Linked DNA regions of Homo sapiens: region 2 is linked to region 1. The links are chromatin contacts, found by Hi-C or POLR2A ChIA-PET in ENCODE. All regions are on one chromosome and are shown on one strand. Each heading gives the region's core, a stretch centred on a gene start or an enhancer-like site at or near the end of the contact. The rest is flanking DNA. Distances are from core to core; before and after follow the strand shown. Region 1 overlaps RPSA2 (ribosomal protein SA 2). Region 2 holds the start of ZNF726 (zinc finger protein 726).

Evidence for each region. A loop is a pair of places that touch in the nucleus more often than their neighbours do. ChIA-PET counts read pairs that join two places held with the same protein, here RNA polymerase II (POLR2A). Pooled maps may share reads with other maps.
Region 2: a map of naive thymus-derived CD4-positive, alpha-beta T cell shows a loop between it and region 1 (11-fold over the local background). The contact joins the promoter of ZNF726 here to the enhancer-like site in region 1. A Hi-C loop is called at or near these places in 1 of 168 maps with a recorded cell type or tissue (naive thymus-derived CD4-positive, alpha-beta T cell) and 5 of 50 pooled maps. POLR2A ChIA-PET finds 5 or more read pairs at or near these places in 4 of 52 experiments (activated CD4-positive, alpha-beta T cell, activated naive CD4-positive, alpha-beta T cell and naive thymus-derived CD4-positive, alpha-beta T cell).

What each region holds. Positions count from the first base shown.
Region 1 is chr19:23,799,131-23,801,830 of GRCh38, reverse strand. All of the region lies in intron 1 of RPSA2 (ribosomal protein SA 2), which reads right to left. It also overlaps the pseudogene BNIP3P39. Among named protein-coding and RNA genes, the nearest start is that of RPSA2, 37 kb to the right of the region's middle. Within about 2 kb of position 1,355, at least 3 of the 41 ENCODE cell types and tissues checked have a DNase peak (open chromatin) inside an H3K27ac peak, as active enhancers do.
Region 2 is chr19:23,913,523-23,916,222 of GRCh38, reverse strand. It overlaps ZNF726 (zinc finger protein 726), which reads right to left and starts at 1,337. Exons shown (of 4, transcript NM_001244038.2): 1 at 1,226-1,337. The coding sequence starts at 1,228.

The sequences.
Region 1 (2,700 bases), core at 106-2,605:
TGTAACTTGAGAAGAAATATTCAAGATGCCTGGAATCTATACTGATTAGCAGCAATTACAAGTGGATTTGTGAAGGGAAAAAAAGAAGAGAGATAGAGAGTGGGGTGATACAAACTAGTTTGTGAGAAATTCTTATTTGTTTAAATAAATAACTTATTATTGGTTTAACTTATACCTACTTTTGGCAATAGTGAACAGCTTCAAGAGATCAATATATAGTTGAAAGTAGGGAGAAAGACATAATTGTGCTCTTATTTTAATGTCTGAGTTTTATAAGTAAAAAGACTGGCAGACAGCCACAGTGGCTCACGCCTGTAATCCCAACATTTTGGGAGGCCGACGCAAGTGGATCACGAAGTCAAGAGATCGAGACCATACTGGCCAACATGGTGAAGCCCATGTCTGCTGAAAAAAGTAATACAAAATTAGCCAGGTGTGATGGCACATGCCTGTAATCCAAGCTACTCGGGAGGCTGAGGCAGGAGAATAGCTTGACCTGGGAGGAAGAGGTTGCAGTGAGCCGAGATCACGCCACTGCACTCCAGCCTGGTGACAGAGCAAGACTCCATCCCCCCCAACCCTCCCCTAAAAAAAAAAAGACTTGCATTTCTCAAATGAAACTTTTGTTTTGTTTTGTTTTTTAATTTCTAGACCTAGATTTAGAATTTGGAGCTGCAGATTTAGGTCCTGGATGGGTGGAGTAGCAGCAGGTGTTACCTGCAATTGTGAGCATTTTAGCAAGAGGAGAAAAAGAGAAGTGGAGATTCTCATGTCTCCATGTCTACTCAATGCACACTTGTTACACTGATTGGGTTTCTGGGCTCCATGGTCTCTGAATCAGTTTCAGGTCTGAAGATACAAGAGTCATTGAAAGAAGTAAAATGGTTAATATCTGCCCTATTAAGTTTGTAGAAATCTAGGCCAGGTGAGGTGCCTCACACCTGTAATCCCAGCACTTTGGGGGCTAAGGTGGGTGGATCACCTGAGGTCAGGAGTTCAAGACCAGCCTGACCAATATGGAAAAACCCTGTCTCTACTGAAAATACAAAATTAGCCAGGCTTGGTGGTGCATGCCTGTAATCCCAGCTACTCGGGACACTGAGGCAGGAGAATCACTTAAACCCAGGAGGTGGAGGCTGCAGTGAGCTGAGATTGTGCCACTGTACTCCAGCCTGGGCAACAAGAGTGAAATTCCATCTAAGAAAAAAAAAAAAAGTTTGTAGAAATCTGCTCTAGCCCCTCTAGAAGTGACTGTGGAGGACTATAGATACCAAATAGGCAGAGACACAATTCTGCCTGCATATTTAGGTGACAGTATGCACTTTACAGCATAACTGTGAGTTGGCTAGAAGCCTGAGAGGGAAAGTCCCCTCTAGAGTAAAGCTTGGTTGGCACCTTATTTGTTTATATTATGTCCGGTAATTCTAGGAAATATAATTTTAAAAAAATTCTCTTCAGCCCCAGAGAAACCACAATAATAGAAAAGAAAGAGGTTGGGCATGCTGGCTTACACCAGTAATCCCAGCTTTGGGAGGCCAAGGCGGGTCGATCATGAAATCAGGAGATAGAGACCATCCTGGCTAACACGGTGAAACCCCATCTCTACTAAAATAAAAAAAAATAAAATAAAATAAAAAAGACGGGCATAGTGGCATGTGCCTGTAATCCCAGCTACTTGGGAGGCTGAGGCAGGAGAATCACTTGAACCTGACAGGCAGAGGTTGCAAAGAGCTGAGATCACACCACTGCACTCCAGCCTGGGAAATACAGCGAGACTCTGTCTCAAAAAAAAAAAAAAAAAAAGAAAAAGAAAACTCTTTCATTACACAATTAAATCTGAATGTCAAATGTATTACAGTCAGTCTGCTTAAGAGATCGAAAAGACATAAAGATGGTTACCATAAATAGTTCACAAGTAGAAGAATTCACAGCACCATGTCATACATAGTTCATCCTAAATTCACCTGGACATTGGGGAGGTCATCCATATATGCTAATTGGTTATATTCAATGACAAAATAACCTTTTCACATCTTCCTGACAAGATAGTTCTGCAACTTGAAGCCAGCTGCCTGCTGAAGGCAGACTTTCACTCTTCTACAAAAGTGGTTGAATAGGGTGCTATCTTTTTGGCTACTTGCATTTTAAAGCAGTACCTCTCTCCTCCCTGAGGACGGGGTTACAGTACTCCGGCTTCCCCTCTTCTGGTGGCCAGTGTCCTCTTTTGTTTCCTACCATCTGCCACTGCGGTATGGACCACAGCACAGGGCTCACAGCTGGCAGCTCACATCATAGGTGAACGCCAATTGCCATAGCAGCACTTTAGTGTCACATCAAAGAGTGAAGCCTGAGCTGCAGGAAGAGAGCCTCCCTGGGTAGAACTGCACCTTCACAATAACGGAAATGAGAGCATTATTTAAGCCACAGTTTCTATTTATAATGGTGACATGGAAAATATACTGCTAGATTTCCAGCATGCATCCAGATAGAGATAGCTCCAAGAGTTCTCACTGTGACAGCCACGTCTTTCACAGACATTATGGGATACTAATAGGGCTTCTAAAACAGATACACAAAGCATTCTACAGAAAAACAGCTCTCACTCTGAGAAAGATTATATTGAGAGAAAAAAAAGAAGTTAAAAGCATCTTAAGAAAAAACTGAAATTAGATATAAGATTGATCAAGTCAGCCAGAAAAT
Region 2 (2,700 bases), core at 88-2,587, 110 kb before region 1:
GGAAATTTAGTATTTTACTGCAAGCCAGTCAGGCTGGAGGAATAAGGGATGAGGGGCAGACTTGAGGCCCTGCTTGGGACACTTGTGAAAAATTCAGGGAAAAAATCAGTCCCCTGTGGAGTGTGAAAACCATTAAGTGGCAGGAAATTAGATTGAGGTGGCTCTAGTCCCTGGATTTCTACTTCTAAAAAAAAAGTCTAAACTCAAGAGCATTTTTTTGTAAATTACTACATTGGCAGAAACAAAATTCAGGCTTAACGCTTAACCAACTATAAACTGCCAATTAAGCTCTGATTACATAACCATGATATTTCCACCTTGATTGTAAAAATTAAGAACTAGGACGGGGGCAGTGGCTCACGCCTGTAATCCCAGAACTTTGGAAGGCCGAGGTGGGTGGATCACCTGAGGTCAGGAGATCGAGACCTGCCTGACCAACACGGTGAAACCCCCGTCTCCGCTAAAAATAAAAAAAATTGCCAAATGTGGTGGCAGGCGCCTGTAGTCCCAACTACTAGGGAGGCTGAGGCAGAAAAATCGCTTGAACCCGGGAGGTGGAGGTTGCAGTGAGCCGAGATCACGAAACTGCACTTCAGCCTGGGCAACAGAGACTCTGCCTCAAAAAAAAAAGAAAATGAAAACAAAACAACAACAACAAAATAACAACAAAATCTACATAACCGTACCTAGCCAATTACGGAATTTGGTTTTATGATGAAACTTATAAAAACCTTTCCTTCCATGGAATACAAATTAGAAACCACAGCAAGGTGCTCTAAAATTTTTGAATCACACTTTAAATTATTTAATGTTTTTGCAGTGAGGCCCATAAATTTTTAATAGGAAAAAATGGCCTGAAAACCCCACGGACCAAAGCTCTTCCCATTCATGAGCCCGCACCCGGAGTCAGGATTCTGCCCTGACGTTCCTCCCATGGTCCCTGCACAATCTGGGAGAGACGCGGGGCTACTGGTGCAGAGCTGCCCAAAGAGGGCTCCAGGCCAGGGCACAGTCACTGCGCAGTGAAGAGACAGAACGCCCGGGAGCCCGGCTGTCAGCGCAGCCGCCATCTTAAGGCTGAAGGGACTGAGGCCGAGCTGGGCAACAACTCGGGCGCAGATTGTAAAACTGACAGCGAGGAGGCCTGAGTCCCGCCACTGCCGCTTCCCACCGGTTCCAGCCAGCCCCGTTCCCTCTCTTGGGATGTCGCACCCGGCACTCTCACCATTTCTAGGCTTCCAGGGGGCAGGTCACAGGGCCACAGAGGCTGCGCCCCTAAAAGCAGAAGACACAGAGTAGTGAGGACGAGACCTGGAGCTCCGGCCGCAGATAGAGACAAAGGCCCCGCCAAATCCCGGAAGCCGCCCTGTTCGCTCCAGCTGCGTGCCTGATTGGACAGTTCCCAGGACAGCGTCTCTGATTGGATAACGTTTAAGAACCCCGCTTTCTAAGGCCCTGAGTGACAGAAGATGTCATCAGACGTTGGGCTGAATGAAGAAAGATTGACAGCCTAAGCCTCAGCCTTTTCAGGCGGGGCTTCCTCCCGGAGCTGAACGAGGCCCATCTCAGAACACGGAAAAATTTTCTCTCTTCTTTGCTGTCTTTTTTTCAACGTATTAAATATGTGAATAATTTTTTTTTTAGACAAAGTTTCGCTCTTGTTGTCCAGGCTGGAGTGCAATGGCGCGATCTCGGCTCACTGCAACCTTCGCCTTCCGGGATCAAGCGATTCTCCTGCCTCAGCCTCCATAGTAGCTGGGACTACAGGTGCACACAGCCACACCGGGCTAATTTTTGTTTTTTGGTTTTTTTTAGTAGAGATGGGGTTTCGCCACGTTAGCCAGGCTGGTTTCGAACTTCTGACCTCAGGAGATCCACCCGCCTCGACCTCCCAAAATGCTAGGATTACAGTCGTGAGCCACCATGCCTGGCCGACTCGATATTATCTTTAAAGCAAAATTAGGAATACCTTTATTCCCCAGATGTTGGAATATCTGGACACTCCTCCGTCTGGTTCTGCTTAGTAAACATTATTAATTCATTTCCTTAACCATAAATATCTAGAGGCTAGGAATGCCTAACTTACTGAGAATGCAGCCCAGCGAGTCTCAGCGTCATTTTCCTAGCTCTCTCTCAAAACGGAGTCGCTCTGGTTCAAATGATTCTGACATATTTTTCGCCTTCCTTTACAAGAGGACCCTTAATCCTAAGAGTTGCAGAGAGACAAAGATTCGTCTTCTGTAACTTTTTCAGGCTGATTAGGGGCGATAATATTCCTGCCTAACCATTGGTCTCTTGCATTCAGGGTAGAGAGAAATTCAGTCAGACAGTGTTGGTATGGTGAAGGTCGTTCATAACTTCTAGTTCCAAAAGAAGGTGATGTCTAGAAGATTAATAAGCGTCCAATTTAAGAAAGCATTTAGTGAGCTTGTCTTGCATTCCTACACAAAGAGTACAACCACAATATATTCCACAACAGCAAAGCAAAATTAGTAAAATTATTCCACGTAAACTAAACAGGAAAGCCTTTCAAGAAGTGGGCAGTTGTTAGAACCAAACTGATATATGGTTCACTGATAGCACATAAATGGCAGAGATGTGAGTGCATAAAACTTTTATGCCCTGGGTTATGTTATGTAAATAGTCTGGAGCACACACAAAACATTTGGTTTTGATCAAAGCATAGGTTTCCTTTTGAGT